2 separate regions of the Homo sapiens genome follow, and region 2 is linked to region 1. A link is a loop called in an ENCODE intact Hi-C map of the cell type or tissue named here. Cell type or tissue: dorsolateral prefrontal cortex. All regions are shown on one strand.

Region 1 (8,000 bases):
GGGGGCAGGCTCTGAGGCAGCCACTGCTTGGTCAGCTTTGTCACAAGTATGCCAAACAAATGTGGTTACTTTCATCGTTTTTTAGAGACAGGGTCTCATTCTGTCACCCAGGCCAGAGTGCAGTGGTGTGAACATAGGTCACTGTAGCCTCAACCTCTTGGGCTCAAGCAATCCTCCCACCCCAGCCTCCCAATTAGCTGGGACTGTACGTGTGCACCACCATGCCTGGTTAGGCTCATTTTTAAATTTTTTATACAGACAGGGCCTTGCTGTCGTCCAGGCTAGTCTTAAACTCCTGGGCTCAAGTGATCCTAAACTGTGGTCATTTTCTTTTTCACTTTTATTTTATTTTCACTTTTAGTTTAGATTCAGGGGTACATGTTACATCGGTAAACTCATGTCACAGGATTTTGTTGTACATTTTATTTCATCACCCAGGAATTAAGCCCAGTACCCAATAGTTATCTTGTTTGCTCCTCTCCCTCCTCCCACCCTCCACCCTCTGACAGACCCCATTGTCTGTTGTTTCCTTCTTTGTGTTCCTAAGTTCTCATCATTTAGCTCCCACTTACAAGTGAGAACATGTGGTACTTGGTTTTCTATTCCTGTGTCAGTTTGCTAAGGATAATAGCCTCTAGCTCCATCCATATTCCCACAAAGAAATGATCTCATTCTTTTTGATAGCTGCATAGTATCCATGGTGTTACGTAAGGCATGGTTGTTTTCTAAGTGTTCCCTAAGAAAAGGTTGGGAAGCGCTGTCCTAAGGCTTGTTGTTACTTGTTACTTTGCCACCTCCAAAATCTCAGTTTTAGGCCTTCATACCTTCACCTCCATTCTCAAACTGGTAACACTCCTCGCATACCTCCCTCTTAGTGGACCCAGCTTTGACCATGAGGGGAAGCAAGACCACAGGCCCCCAGATGAGCAGGTGGAACAGAAGGGCTCCTCCAACCTGGCCTGCTCACCTGATGATTTCATGAAGAGATGTTCCTTGTTTGTTCCTTCACTTGGGATCTGTTAGAGCATCTCAGCCCCTGCCCTAAATAATCCAGTCTGCCTTTCAGTGCCTGTTCCCTGCTTAGCACCCTTGACCTCTGAGAACCATGAGAGCAGGAAGGAGCAAAAAGACTACTAAACTCCCTTTGGATTTTTGGTGAGAGAACTAAGGCCCTGAGAGGTCAAGTGATATACCCAAGGTCACATAGATGCAGATTCGAGACCTGGGGGTCTTTCCAAAGCACCAGGCCTTTCCTGGGCTGATCCCCCTATCAAGGGCTAAAGCCAGCCCTGGCTCCCTGCTGACCCTTCTTGTCAGCTCCCAGGAAGCAGCCAGGGTGGTTTAAGATGACTTACTCCTTTTCGCCACTCAGCTTGGCAATGTATTTCACCTGCTCTCGGAGCTGGTTTCCTAGTTTCTCATTGGCGACCCTGTAATAAAATCACAGGAGAAAACAGCAGCCAGTCGCCAGCCTCCCGCGAGCAAGGGTGCAGCTGGCTGAATGGGATGCTGGGTTCTCAGCAAGACTGCTGCTGCATCCCACGTCCCCCACGCATCACCCCGTCCGCAGAGCTAAGGCCTTCCTAGCACCTGGGGATTCAGAGGACTCTCTGAACTCAACTCCTATGCAAAATCCTGTGAGCCCCAGGTGAGTTCAAGGGAATGAGTTCAAGGGGGCCAGGCAGTGAAGCTGGATCCTGGGATGGGAGGAGGATATCTGAGCCAATGTCCCCCTTCCTTCTTGCTGCCGAGCAAAGCACCCCTTCCTTCCTGCCATCGCTGTTTCCAGCTCAGCAGAGGGCTTTCCAGGCCTGCCTGAAGGGTTGAGCCCTCCTCTCCATCTTATTTCCATCCCTTGGGTGTGGGCTGAGACTGGATCTGTTTTCCAGGAGTGCAGGGGTGTGTGTGACTAATCTTTGGCACGCATGTGGCTCCTCGGCTCAGTCCAGGCCTCGGACCCTGCCTCCCTTTTTCCTCCCATACTCACTTCTGCTGTTTTGCCCATTGCTCCAAGTTGGTCATAATCTGATCATTCCCTCGGTAGAGCCTACAGGTGTCTTTGGGCACAGACCACTGGGGCAGGCAGCAGGGCTTGGGTACAAGAAGAAAACGAGACAGTCAGAGGTGGGAGCACAGGCCTGTCAGCCCTCCTTCCGAGTCAGGCCTCTTCTATCTCCCTGGGAAAAGAAAACTTGACTCTGCTGTCCAACCCGAGGCCAGAGTTGTGGAGTTGCCACCAGACCTCCCCCTCTGGCTTGTGCGGGTGGCATCTCACACAAAGGTGACATCTCTGAGAAGGCACCATTTATGGCAGAGACACGTAGATTTGTACACTTATAATCACGGTTTTCAGTGTGAAGGCATTAAAGTGACTCCTAAAAAAGAAGTATGCTAAGCCAATTTTCCAACAGATGGAAGAAAAACATCTGGAGGAAGAGGAAGAGATGCCTTCTTTTTCTCTCTTCTTTTTTTTGACACTCTTGCTCTGTCATTCAGGCTGGAGTGCAGTGGCATGATCACGGCTCATGGCAGCTTAACCTCCCCCCCGGCTCAAGCTATCCTCCCACTTAGCCTGCCGAGTAGCTGGGACCACAAGCATAGGCCACCATGCTCAGCTAACATTTAAACTTATTGTAGAGATGAGGTCTTGCTATGTTGCCCAGGCTGGTCTCAAACTCCTGGACTCAAGCAGTCCTCCTGCCTTGGCCTCCCAAAGTGTAGGGACTGCAGGCATGAGCCACTGTGCCCGGCCTAAGATGCCTTCTTTGTAATTCGAGCAAAGGCCCAGTGGCCACCTGAGCTGTCCTGCGGCCTCCTGCCATGAACTTCACTGCTCAGGGAGGTGGGCCTGGGACAAGCCCAGAAGGTCACTTAGTCCATTCTACTGTAGGGTCCAGGGCTGCCAAAAGTGTCAGGATGTACTCTGGAAGGGGACCCAGTGGACTAGGTCAGGGGTAGCTGGTGTACCTGACAGTCTCTTCTCTAGAATGGGGCCTTCGCTCTGCTCAGTATCTATCAACAAAGCCACAAGAACACAGGTGGGTTGAACCAGCAGCTGTGGCTCTTGCTTTGTGCTAAATGGAGGGGGTGACCTTTCCTTTGCTCCCAGGCTCTCCCACCCCCACCAAGGGCTGTCTGGCATTTGGGTGGTCATAGGATGTGCCTGGAGGCACTGAGAGGAGGCACGCAGAAGCCAAGGCATGCCCACCTCCTTATCGTCCTCAAGGAGGTTCTCTTTTAAGGCGGCCATCTCCTCCTGGAACTCCCTGAGCTGCTCCTCTTTGGCTGCCAGCATCTTGAGGTCATTCTGGTGTTGCTTCTGCCACTGCAGCACCTGGCAGCTCATCTCCTCTAGCTTCTTGTCAAAGGCGTGCACCTACTCAGGAGAGCAAAGTGAGGAGGGGGACTCCAGCTGGCCTCCCTGACCGCAGGACCCACAAGGCCAGAGGGTGCTTCCTGGGCCTTGGGATACGTGTTGGGGGTATTTTCTTCTCAGTGGCCAGCAGAGGGCACCCATGCTCCGATCTTTGCTGCCTCTGTCTGAAGTTCAGGGAGCCAAGAAAGTGGAGGGAACCTAGCAGCCCAAGGGAATGACTTAGTGCTAAATAATTCTGGATGCAAGAGGTGACCTTGTGGACCCCTACCAGGAAGGCAGCCCAAGCCCCTGGCAGCTCCTCACCTCCAGCTCACTCTCCTGGTGGAAGCCCCGCAGTTTTCTTAATTCCGTATTGAGCTTTTTCATCCTTTCCTCATAAGCAATGATTTCCTCTTCCAGCTGAGCTTTCTTCTCTTGGGTCTGTGTCAAGCTTTGCTGCAGGCTCTTTGTCTCTGAGGTCACGTGATTGAGCTTCCGGAAAAGACAAAGAGGACGAATGGCTGTCAGAGACTTTGACCCTCTCTGCTGAGTCCTGAATGGAGGAGGGTTCCAGTCCCTTCCTGTCCTCTGCCCAGGGTGACACGGACGGTCACCTTGCCTAGTCTCCCAGAGAGGGGTGGGAAATGACAGTGGTTGGTTTTCTGCACCCTGCTTTCTCCTTCCTACCCACTCCCTCCATTTCTTCTCTTTCCAATCCCATGAATTGATGGGCCAGCCATGATCAGCACAGGATGGGGCATGAATTTCCCTGACAATCCAGACTTTGGGAAAACCTTGCCCCCGAGTCACCCATGGGCAGAAAGGCTTGCTAGATTTGGTTTTGATCTTTGTCCTCTTCCTCCGCCCTCCACCCAACTCCAAGCCTCACAAAGAGGAAGCAGGCCTTCTCTGCACAGACATCCCAGCCCACACAAGGGTTTGAGATGGCCCCATTGACAGTCAATAGGCAGGAAATTGGCTCCTGTGCTTCTCCCGCTACCTTGACGTTTCCTTGCCTGAAAACAGCCCTGGAGACTAGAGGGTGTGGCCTCACCTTCTCGAGGGCTTGTGTCAGGTCATCCTGGCAGGCGGCTGACTTCCGGGATAATGCATCATAGGCTTCTTTGGTGATGGTAGTCTGGAGATAGTGCTTCTCCTTCTGCAGAGCTTTGTCCAGCTGGGCCTGCAGGCTCATTAAGGACTCCTTCTGAAGGGCTATCTTTAAGGAGGGAGAGCAGAACTGTCAGGGTGCCAGGTCAGGGTCATAGAGGCATTCTCTGTGCCTATAGGAAATGAACAAGAGCCAAGCTCTCTCCTGTCTGCAGCAACCTGCAGAGTCCGTGTTAACACTCACATCTTCACTTCACCACTGTAAAAGGTAGAGCTGTCTTTCCAGGCTCTTTTGCACCCCTCAGCCACATCTCTCTTTCTAGTTAGCATTTCCCTCAAACAGCAGGAGTACCAGCGGTGCTGGGGCATGATATGCCAAGTACACAAAAAAGTCCCTTTCACATACTCTGCAGCCTTTGATAAAGACCTGGAATCCGATTTGAGGTTAGTGGACATGATAACAACATGTCCTTTGTGTTTTATGCCTCACTTAGTTCCTGATGTAATTCACTAGACTTGATGTGCCAGAAAGCAGGACTGTGCCTGTGTTTTGTTTCCTGCTGTTTCCCCATTGCTGTAACTCAGGGCATGGCACATGACAGAGTTTCAGGAAATGCTCAAAAATGGTCTTTGTTCTGTCACGTGAAATATTGCATTTTTGGAGTTAGGGATCAATTGATCAACATGTTAGGGAACATGTAGTTCTGGTAGAAGTGTGTTTAAAAACTGAAGTCTGTTTTCAACATCGTAATGAGTATTCATGGTATAGTTAAAAGGAAGTTGGGATCTGGAGTCAGAAAAATCTGGGTTGAGGTCCAGGTTCTATCATTTACTTATTTCTCTAGCCTCAGTTTCTGCTTCCACAAATTGAAATCATTTTAACTGTTTCGTGGAGTTTTTATGATGATCAAATGAGGTGATATGTGTAAAAAGGGCTTTGTTTTACTATACGACTATGAGTTACTGTCACAGACACACACAGAAACTAGCCTTCTTATATACTTTAAGTACAGGACAGAGATCTGCTTCTGAGTCTGGAAGCCAGAGGGAGACCTCAGAAATTCATATGCCTGACTTGTATTCTTTGGTATTCTAGCACACCTGCATCTGAAAGTGGCCATGCACACAGAAACACATTCTTTTGGGTTTTCTTGTTTTATCTCCAGTAACTGATCAGTGCTTCAAGTTTATTACTTTTTCAGATACAATTTTGAGTACCTCTGGCCCTGGGAATTAGTGAGATGAAAAGTGGTAAATTGGACTTCTGACACCATATTTTACATGCCCTGGTGGTGAAACTATTCCTAAAGATGAAATAATTTGGTCTTCTGAAAACAGAAGTGCATCTTTTCTGGGGACTTCTGAAAAACATGGAGTCAGCAGGGTCTGCCCAGTAAACCAGAGGAATCACTGGAGAAACTATAATTCACTGTCAATGCTTGATAAATGATGGCTGAACTGAGAAATGTCAGTATAGAGGTAAGACACTAAAACTGAGGATGGTGAAAAAAAATTACAGTGAAGCTAGAAGCTAAAATGGAAGCTTTAAAAATTTTTGCTAACATGAGTGGTTTAGCTTGGAGAAAGATTCTAAAAATCTACATATAGAAGTATGTAAATTATAGAACCAAGAAGTTCTAGTAAAAGTTCTAATAAAAGACCTACTCTCTCTGCTGTCAATGGTATTAGGTCTAGATGGTTTTATAGGTGAATTTCATGAAGTCATCATTGATTCCTCACTTTCTCTCACATTCATTCCATCAGCTCAGACATACAACTTTTCCATCATCACAGAAAGGCAGCAAGTTCTACTGGGCAGTGCTATTTTTATACTTAGAAAAGTCATACTACTTTAAGATTTATTTTTATATTATGAGGGAATAAGGGCTGCTTGGCCTTTCATTTGTAGCCCAAGAGACCAACTACCAAGGTGTTATATTTTTCTCTTGCCCAGAAAGATGGAATGGATTTAGCTGGAGAAAGTATGGCTGCTTATGATGAGGGAGAAAGGGAACAGGTGTTAGAGCTGGATAATTCAGGTTCAAATAGTGGTTGATTCCATCACTTGCTGGTCAGTGACTTTGGCCCTCCATCTTTCTTTCCTCTATCATGTCTTTCTTTTTGGCAGTAAAGCAGATGGAAGCCATGTAAAGAGCTTAAGTGGACGACAAATAAATGACGACTGAATTCAAGCACAGTGCTTAGCATATGTCAGATGCTATTTACTCCTTTCTGTCATTTTTACTTGTGTAATGAAAAATAACTGTCCCCCCTTTCATCTCCTTTTTGTGCTTTGTGACAAGTTTTGGAAGTGTTCCCTAGCAAATTGCCCCCCAAAATGGATTCACTCAACTCTGGTCTAAAATGTAACATTGGAAGACTTGATGCCAAAGCCCAAATAGCTTGGGGCTCCACCAGATATGAGATGAGACCTTCCACATATGGAAGAAACATTTCTCTGGCTCAGCAACCAGGTGCCAATGGGGAGGGAAGTAGAGCTGTAGGTGGCCCAGGATCCGCAGTTGGCTGAGCAGTTAGCTGCATTTCTGTGTGGAGGAGAGGTGGGTACAGATTTCAGGTCAAGGGTCACAGGGTTCAAATTCCTCACTCCCTTGGGGTTCCTGTCTACTCACCTCTTTATTCAAGTCTTGGATGACTTGCTGGCTGGTGTTGTATTTGTTGAGAGAGGATTCCAGTTGTGTAGAACAACACTGTAGCTCTGCTCGGAGATTCTCATTTTCTTCCTCCAACTTTCTGGAATTCTCTTTCAACTGTTCCCTCATTAAAGAACAAAGCACAGCAAAGAGGTGTTAATCTCAGATAACTATAAAAGCCCCACTCCACCCTCCCTCTCACCCAGCTCTATCTCCACCCTGCGGGAGCTCAGGCATTCTCGCTCCCCTCCTCGCTGGCCTTTCCCACTGTCCCTCCCGTCTTTCCTAAGCTCTGAGCATCCAGGGCCTCCGCATCCCTGGAGGCCCAGGTGGGGTCATGTCCCGCTCTGGATTCCTGACCCAGCTCTCCTGGGATTCTCCCACTCACCGTCTTGTCTTTCTTTTTAAATTCCTGCCGCAAAGCTTCAAGTTCTCCCTCCATCAGCTTCTCATGCTCTTTGCTCTTCTTCAACTGCTCCCGTTTGTCCTCCAGAAGCTTTGTGGCCTCCTGAAGATCTTCTTCTAACTTGCATTTGATGGAGCCTTGCTCCCTGTGCTGAAAAAATAAAGACTGAGCTGAAAGACTGTCTTAGACTATATTATATTTGGGGGAAAAATACAGACAATTGCACACAGGGCATGGCTGAGATGAAGAAGAAGACAATTCCTTAGTTATATAGCATATGTAAAATAAAAGGTTTCCTCCAACGCCTGTAACATTTTTTCTTTGTTCAGTCAGATATACCAATTTATTTTATTTATTGATCTAATTCCTAAGCACCAGCTTTCTCTCCCACTTTCTTACCAATTCTTCCCAAAGATTAGGAAGATTCCAAATCTTTATCAAAAACCTTTTTGAATGAAGTTTAAAAAATCTTAGA
Region 2 (8,000 bases), 71 kb after region 1:
ATTGCCTTTTTTTCTTGAAAGTAATTTAGCAATATGGATGGAATTAAAGTCCTTAAAAAAATACAATGGGCCAAGCATTACCCCTTACAGGATTTTATTCTAAGGGAAGAATAGAATAAGTATGCAAAGATGTTTTTTTAAGGATGTTAACTGCAGGGCCGGGTGTGGTGGCTTGCACCTGTAATCTCAGCACTTTGGGAGGCCGAGGCAGGCAGATCAGGAGATCAAGACCATCCCACGTCAGGAGATCAAGACCATCCTGGCCAATATGGTGAAACCCCGTCTCTACTAAAATACAAAAAATTAGCCAGGTGTGGTGGCACATGCCTGTAGTCCCAGCTGCTCAGGAGGCTGAGGCAGCGGAATCGCTTGAACTCGGGAGGCGAAAGTCGCAGTGAGCCGAGATCCTGCCACTGCACTCCAGCCTGGGTGACAGAGGGAGTCTCTGTCTCAAAAAAAAAAAAAAAAGAAGACATAATCTAAATGTCCAAAAGTTATTGGTTAAATATGCAGTGATTTAAAATGATGAAAGAATGTGCACGTTATATTGAGTGGGAAAAAAGCAGCTATATAATACATAACAATTATATAATAACAACAGTTACATGGACCACCCTATATGGAGGACCCTCTAATTTTTATAAAAATAACTTCTGGCCAGGCATGGTAGGTCGCGCCTGTAATCCCAGCACTATGGGAGGCTGTGGTGAGAGGATCACTTGAGGCCAGGAGCTCGAGACCAGCCTGGGCAACAGAGTGAGATTCTGTCTCTACAATAAAATAAAATAAAAATTACCTGGTGTAGTGGTGCACACCTGTAGTCCTACCTGCTCAAGAAGCTGAGGTGGGAGGATTGCTTGAGCCCATGAGTTTGAGGCTAAAGTGAACCATGATGGTGCCACTGCACTCCAGCCTGAGTGACACAGTGAGATTCTGTCTCTAAAAATAAATAAATAAATAAATTTATATGTATGAAAAAAATTGTGGAGGCAAAAACACCAAATTGTATAAACAGGGACAAGATTTTAGGTGATTATCATTATTGCTTATCTGTATTTTTTGTCTTTCTAGAAGAGTAATATATTATTTTTTGAAAATGAAAAATAGCTTGTACTAGTCTATTTATTAAAGAGAAAGCTTGGAGATTTTTTATGTGACCTATAGTCCATTATCCATCTGTGGATGGAAAATTTAAAATCATTGATACCTACTATGAAGAACTTTTCTCCCTTGCAGTGCTCTCTGGGGATGCAAACTGACTTTATATCAGTGAGGAAAAAAAAAAAAAAAGAAATACAATTACACAACCCCCAAATGCATTCTATTGAACAAAAATTCAAACATCTGTATTACCCCAATCATATGTGCCCGGCTCCAGTCCATCAGCATGGCGCACACATACCACCGCTAGCTAACCACACCTCCCCAAGTTTTCCACAGGGCGGGTTAATATTTCTAGTTCCATTTGTCATTACAACCTCCCCATGAGGTGGAAGAGTCTATAGTGGCAGGTATGGTAATTATCAAGGCTGCTTTTTTTTTTTTTTTTAATTTGGTAAAAGACTGGTCAAATATTTTCATTTTATAGTCCCCTGATCTCTTGGAGCCTTTGAAAATAATGGTCAGTAGTTCAGCGAGTTCATTATCTAATTCTCTTAAGGTTGGGGAATGTGCATTTCTGGACCTGCTGATTTACATATTGTACCATGTTTTCAAGTATTCCCTTACCCGGTTTATTTCAACATCTATATTTAAAAGTCTTCATTACTTCCTAATTATCTATGCTCCCTTTCTTTATTTTTCTTTTTTAAAGACCAGTTTAAAAACTCATTCTGCTTTCTCTGCAGCTGCTCTTATCTTTCCTCCATGAGCCTTAGAAAGAGTTGCACATTCTTTTTTTTTGGCTCTTCCTCATCCTTTCTCTATTTCTGCAGTGGGCTTTCTTCCATCCTTAGATCTTTTCAAGATTCTTTGTCAAGCGATTCGTTGCATTTTTTATTCAAGGCATCCTGGGCCTTTGTGGCTTAACTGTGATTTGAAAACTTTGTGCCCTTGCCTGTAGTGCTATCTGTGTTTCTTAATTCACCCAAATTGGATTTCTGAAAATCTTTGAGCTTGAGCAAGTTCCTTAATGTTTTTAAATACAGAGATCAGGTCATATCATCTGGGCAGTGGTATCTCGTGGTCAATAGTATTAAAGACCATTCATGGGAGTGAGAGAATCGGTAGAGATGTGAGGTCACTGTTCATGCTTTGGGCAGGATATAGATATTTTCAGACCCAAATCCATCCTTGACAAAGAAGCTAAGGCACTGTTGGTGTTCTAGGTTGTTGACACTGAACTTGGTTTCCTGGGCAGAGAACACACCTCAGAAGGCAGGCCACTTGCTGTTTAAAAATCCATGCTTAATAAAGGCTGCTCAGGAGTTCCTCTTTCTGGCTTACACTAGTTAATGGTATGAGAACAAGTGCTAGATTTTACACTCATCAATTTAGATGCATCAATCCATAGTGTTCCTTCATTCTGTTTCTGACAGTTTGTGGACCTGGGGATCTGCAGGTAAATATGTGATTTGAGACAACTTCCCTTCAATCTGCAGCAGCCATGGAGGCTTGCTGTTCGGGTCTCCCTTGACAGAGAACTTGCCCCAGGGAGTGCACTTTGCGGACAGCCTCCAGCTGTCAATGTCTCCAGGGCAGCTTCCGGCCAATGACTGGGTGCAGCGATGGCACCAGGGCCCACGTTTTCTGGCCAGTGCAGGACTCCTCAATAGGTCATCTTTGCACCAGATTGTCCTGTTGGGCTGGTCAAGCTGTTCTCTGAGCCGCACTGCAGTCTGAGGCTCCTCCTACCTCATCTTCCTTCCTTCCCCCTCTCCTTTTCACAGATGTCAGACCTACACTGAAGTCTGACGGCTCTCCCTGCCCGCTTCTGCTCCCTCTCCCTTTATCTTTCACTGAATCTCTTGCACTTCTAACACCATCTCAGCATCTGCTTCTTGAAGGACCTGAACTGACACAAGAACCCAGCCCCGCTTTAACCTTGCTAACCCCTCCTGCCTCCCCCATCCATCCTGCCTGCATGAGCTCAGCCATACACTCTTTTATGTTACTTTATGGAGAACTCAAATGCTACATAGTCACTGAATACATTCCAAGCTAAGTGAAAAACAGACCTGGACGTTATCTCCAGTTTGGGATTGCTGTAAATACTACTACTCTCTTTCATTAATGTGGATAATTGATCTTGTTATACAGTTTGATCACATTGGAGCGTTCTCAGGGAAAAGCTTGTACTTAAACCTCAGCAGCACTAGGTGATGCTGCTGTCCCACACAAAGGCTGCGGCCTGAGCTAGGCTTGGCCAGGGCCGTCCTGGGCTGGGGGTCCTGCCTTTCCTTGGCTGAGTAGGGCCTGCAGGTCTGCAATCCACTCCAGAATCTGAAAAAGTCATTTTTGTATTCATGATTCTGGACTCTAGTAAAGACTGTAAGTGTGTTAAATCTCTCTCTCTCTCTCAGAGCTTACAGAATGTGTGTGTGTGTGTGTGTGTGTGTGTGTGTGTGTGTGTGTGTGTGTGTGAAAGAGAGAGAGAGACAGACAGAGAGAGAGAAGGAGCTTTCAAAAACTCTTGAACTGATTCAGAAACTAACCCTGGTTGCTCTAATTTCTGCAGGTGCCCCTGAGTCCACCTTACATGAATGCTCTTTTGGATCCACAGAACAACTGAAAGTTAAGCAACCCCTCCTCCTGCTCCCAGATACGGGAGAAAGATCAATACGAATGGTACCAACACCAAAGTCTTTATCTAGGATTCCTTCAAAGAGTTGGGTGTCTGGGCAACACTCATTTGTGTTAGACAAATGGAGTACAGGGTACGGGGGCTTCTTCTGTGCTTGGTGTCTTCTCTGTGGTACAGAACTGGCACTTCTCTGGCCAGGTTTTTTTCTTTAACACTGCCATCTTTGACGCTGCCTCCCCCAACCTCTGACATGTGCAGTTAGCAATCAGTAAACATAACACCTGTCTTGTAAATCCTCATAGGCAAAGCTGCTGAGTGGGACTAAAAATCTAACCCTACCATTTCACTCACACTCCAAAGAGTGGTATCTGTTCTACATGCACGGCACTCCTGTTGTGGAGCAGCTGGGTAAGCACATTGGTTAATCTGAGTTGAAGAAGTTATTTTCTTACACATGGGATGACTATTTGGTTGCATAGAGAATACATTCATATTAATGGGACTGAATTCATCCGTGCCTCCACTGGGGAATCTCCAGGACCACAACCATCAATCCACTCTTTAATATTGTCCAATCTCTCGTGCCATTCTGCACCAATAATGTTTAGGAATTTCCCAGAAGACTCCTGGCCCAATGCCTTATAGAGAGACATTAGGAGTATGTCAGCAAGATAATTTTTGAAAGATAGCCCTAATATTGCTGATAGGCTCTACAATCCAAGTGCAGTGTGACTTACATTTGCTTGATTATAAGCATACAGATTCTCAGGTCTCTGCCCTGGAGACTCTGACTCAGTAGGTCTGAGGTCCCCTTGGGAACATGCATTTTAAACAAGCAGCCCAGTGACTCTAATGATCAAGCAAGTCCAGGAAACACTGCCCCTTTGTACAAAGTGGGTTCCAGCTACGAACCAGAGTGTGAGTCCAATCAGACTCAGCAGAAGCCACAATGCAAAAGAAGATCATGGAGATTTTAATAGCTAGGGAAAAAACCATCTGTGAGTCATGGGATGCCCTCACCAGGTAATTGGGCACCTATGGTCATTGCAGCCACCTGGAAGCTTCTGATAGAGAAAGCACTGGGGAATCTTTTATTAACATATTTAATGTGCTTGACTAAGGTAAAAAAGCATGAGAAGCCAGGAGGCCTTGTTAGCAACCCTGCATCATGCATGGTCAAGAAATAATGCTTTCTTTCTCAGGAAAGGTTTAGTTTAACCTTTGGCTGTCTTTCTCCAGGGAGAAGCCAGCAGGCATATACACACTTAAATAGCAGTCTTCCTAAAAGGGCTGGGGGTACCCGGGGCTCCATGGGCAGTGTCTGGGAGGAGTACAGAGAAAGCCACATGGAACTCTGTCATGGACAAGGTTATGGCTTCCTCGAGAGAGCAGTCTGCCACGTTATGTCCCCGGCTGCCCTCCTCCTCCACTGGGGTCAGCCTTGGAATCCCCAGGGACCCCAGAATATTGACCCACCCAGTGAGAGCTCCCTCCACCCCTTCTTTGTGGCTGAGGAGAGAGTGCAGCTCTTTCCCTGCTGAGGATTGACTAAGATAAAGTGCAGAACCTTAGCGAGAAGCTGAAATTGCAGCAGTGTGCCTCAGAGGGTCAAATGGAGACTCTGATCTGCAGGTTTTTAGGGCCACTTCTGTCACTCTGCATCCAGTGCAACATCACATCTGCACACCAAACCACAGCAGCTAAGATTCCAACTTGTCCCCTCCCTGACAAAGTTGGCCACCCCATGGGACATTTTTTGTTTAGTGGCAACAGCTGAGTGAAAACCCAGCATTCCCTTCTTGTTGGCAGATGAATCATTCTTCGTTGGGGGCACCTTTTTGTTTTCTATCCCTGAAAGAGTCTGGGGGTGGCTTTTCTTTTCTTTTTGCCTTTTTCATAAATAAATATTTTAACTGGAAATTTCCAAGCGTATGACAGGCCTAGAATGTGAACTTGAATGTACTGTAATAGAAATCATCAGTTGCCATGGCGACGTGTTCCAAGAGCAGATCGCACCAAGTCACGTGAGCAGAGAGTGCTCAGTAATACTAACACATCATAGAGTGAGGCCACTTAACCTCAATCGCTTCCAGCTATTGTGCAGAATGCAATTGAATTTATTCCTAATTTCTGCCAGTGCTAAGGAACAAAATTTCCCTGCAGATTTTAATCTTACTCAGGCAGCCCCAGCCAGTGCTCAGACACTGTTCAGCACCAATATTCAGAAGGGCTACTCACCCGCTTTACAGTTCTATTTTTTTATTCTTATTTTTAATAATAGCTTCCCTCTCCCTGCTGGATCCCGCACATCCCCCTGCCCTGGGGAGAGCTGCCCTCCTCCTTTCCGAATGGCTGCACGGTTTCTCTGGCTCTGTCTGCTAATGCAAGGAACATAGCTTTCATAGTAATACCAATTAAAAAATGACCGGCCTCCACTTTCAGTAGTAGTTTTTTCTCCCCCACCCCAAACCTGTGCTGAAATATAATTCCCACCAGCTTTGGGCTATACCTGGGGTTGACACAAGTAACAGCCCCATCATAATAAGGCAAACCCGTGGATCGGTGAATGATGGAATCACAGTGTGTATTTTCAGTCCCTGTCACAGTCACATCCCCCCACCCCCACCCACCCCAACCAGGAGAGCAACACAGACTACCAGGAGGTACGGCCGCCGATCACAGAACACTCATTTCAAGAGCTTATCAGCTTCTATGAAGGCTGATAAATCAGAACCTCTCATATGGACAGTCTCAAGTTAGCAGCGTCATCGATCTCCCCTGCCCCTTTTAAGTGATTTGTCTTATTCACTTCCAAAGATGATATCAGAGATGCCAAATGAGGCTTTGTTTTCTGTGCTCTTGCGCTGCCTAGGGTGAGTGGCTGTGCTGTTGCAGGGAACTAGGACGCATGCTTCCCGGGCTTAGCCCTTTGTTTCCAACCCAAGGTCACCTCTCCCCTGTCGGTTCAGGTGTTGTCAGCAGTCCGCCTGTGTTCTGAGGCAGGGGGAGCATCTTCCGTGGCTGACAGCCTTTGCATGGCCCTAGCCTTTCAGTGACCTCCCCGCTTTATGAATGTCACTTTTAAGAAGACCTGCTTGAAGAGCTAAAGTGAAGACAATGCAGAGCCCAGTCCTCAGAAAGTCTATGTTGAACGTCATGCAAAAGGAACATTAAAAATGTGGCTGGGTGCGGTGGCTCATGCCTGTAATCCCAGTACTTTGGGAGGCCGAGGTGGGCGGATGGCCTGAGGTCAGGAGTTCAAGACCAGCCTGGCTAACATGGTGAAACCCTGTCTCTACTAAAAATACAAAAATTAGCTGGGCATGGTGGTGCACTCCTGGAGTCCCAGCTACTCGGGAGGCTGAGGCAGGAGAATCGCTTGAACCTGGGAGGTGGAAGTTGCAGGGAGCTGAGATCATGCCATTGCACTCCAGCCTGGAAGACAGAGCAAGACTCCGTCTCAAAAAAAAAAAAAAAAAAAAGTGTAGGGAGATTATTGGAAAGGGCTTTTCAGAAAAAAAAAAGGTAGTTTCTGCAGTGACTTCCTTTAGCAGGTCGGTCCCTCTAGTGATAGAGGGGGGAATGTAGTTGCAAATCACTTACTCAGCTAGTTCCAAGCCATTGTTCTAATGCTGCACTGGAATAGGAAACATGGAGAGAAGTCAAGAAGAGAGGGAATGGCAGCGTGGAATTAGGATGGGGCTGCTGGTTGTCAGAGCTGACTCTACATAGAGAGCTTAGTAACTATGGAAATCTTCATGGAGCCTGTGAGTGAAAAGCAGCCCGAGAGGAAATGAAGGGAAGCGATGCAGTGAATTTTATATCAGCAGTTTGAGTGTGACATTTGGATCTGGAGGGAGAAAACTACATGGCAAGCTGTTGGTAGCACACAAGGCTCTGTGCCCGCCCTGCTGGGATGGAGCCTCTGAGGGGCCTTTGCCAAACAGGCTCACTCCACTGTCACTTGTCCACAGAGCAGAGGAGCAGGGTGACCTCAGGTAGAGCCAGTCCTCTGACTCCTATCAGGGACTTCAACCCAGCGCAAGCTCCCTCTGGCTAGGATGGGGGAAGTACTATCCTTTAACTGGCAGAGTAAACTGTCCAGCTGTTCATGAAACAGATTATATTTTCTAATCAAAATTGGTTTGATTTATACTAGAGCAGAATTTCCACACTTACTAGTCTAAAATACTTGCTGATCTTCTTACCAGAGCTGTTTAGGCAATTAGTGCCCTGGAAGGTTCTGGGAGGACATCTA

What was found. A loop is a pair of places that touch in the nucleus more often than their neighbours do. Peaks named below come from ENCODE experiments on the same cell type or tissue, not always from the same donor. Only the 100,000 strongest peaks of a DNase experiment are listed, where the experiment ranks them.
Region 2: a loop joins it to region 1, with 3 times the contacts of the local background. A loop is called at or near these places in 7 of 110 quality-filtered maps.

The regions. Positions count from the first base shown.
Region 1 is chr16:72,121,559-72,129,558 of GRCh38, forward strand. It overlaps PMFBP1 (polyamine modulated factor 1 binding protein 1), which reads right to left. Exons shown (of 21, transcript NM_031293.3): 13 at 7,508-7,675; 14 at 7,099-7,236; 15 at 4,410-4,574; 16 at 3,680-3,847; 17 at 3,209-3,376; 18 at 1,988-2,091; 19 at 1,356-1,430. Among named protein-coding and RNA genes, the nearest start is that of DHX38, 32 kb to the left of the region's middle. RefSeq lists enhancers at 3,274-3,383, 3,394-3,453, 3,998-4,499, 6,836-7,636. In dorsolateral prefrontal cortex, CTCF peaks have their summits at 3,508 (motif pointing right), 3,708, 5,375 and 5,679; DNase peaks (open chromatin) are centred at 3,523 and 3,845; H3K4me3 peaks cover 488 bases; H3K27ac peaks cover 2,179 bases.
Region 2 is chr16:72,192,450-72,200,449 of GRCh38, forward strand. It overlaps a transcript of PMFBP1 not described here. Among named protein-coding and RNA genes, the nearest start is that of PMFBP1, 24 kb to the left of the region's middle. In dorsolateral prefrontal cortex, a CTCF peak has its summit at 3,298; a DNase peak (open chromatin) is centred at 5,762; H3K4me3 peaks cover 1,485 bases; H3K27ac peaks cover 2,757 bases.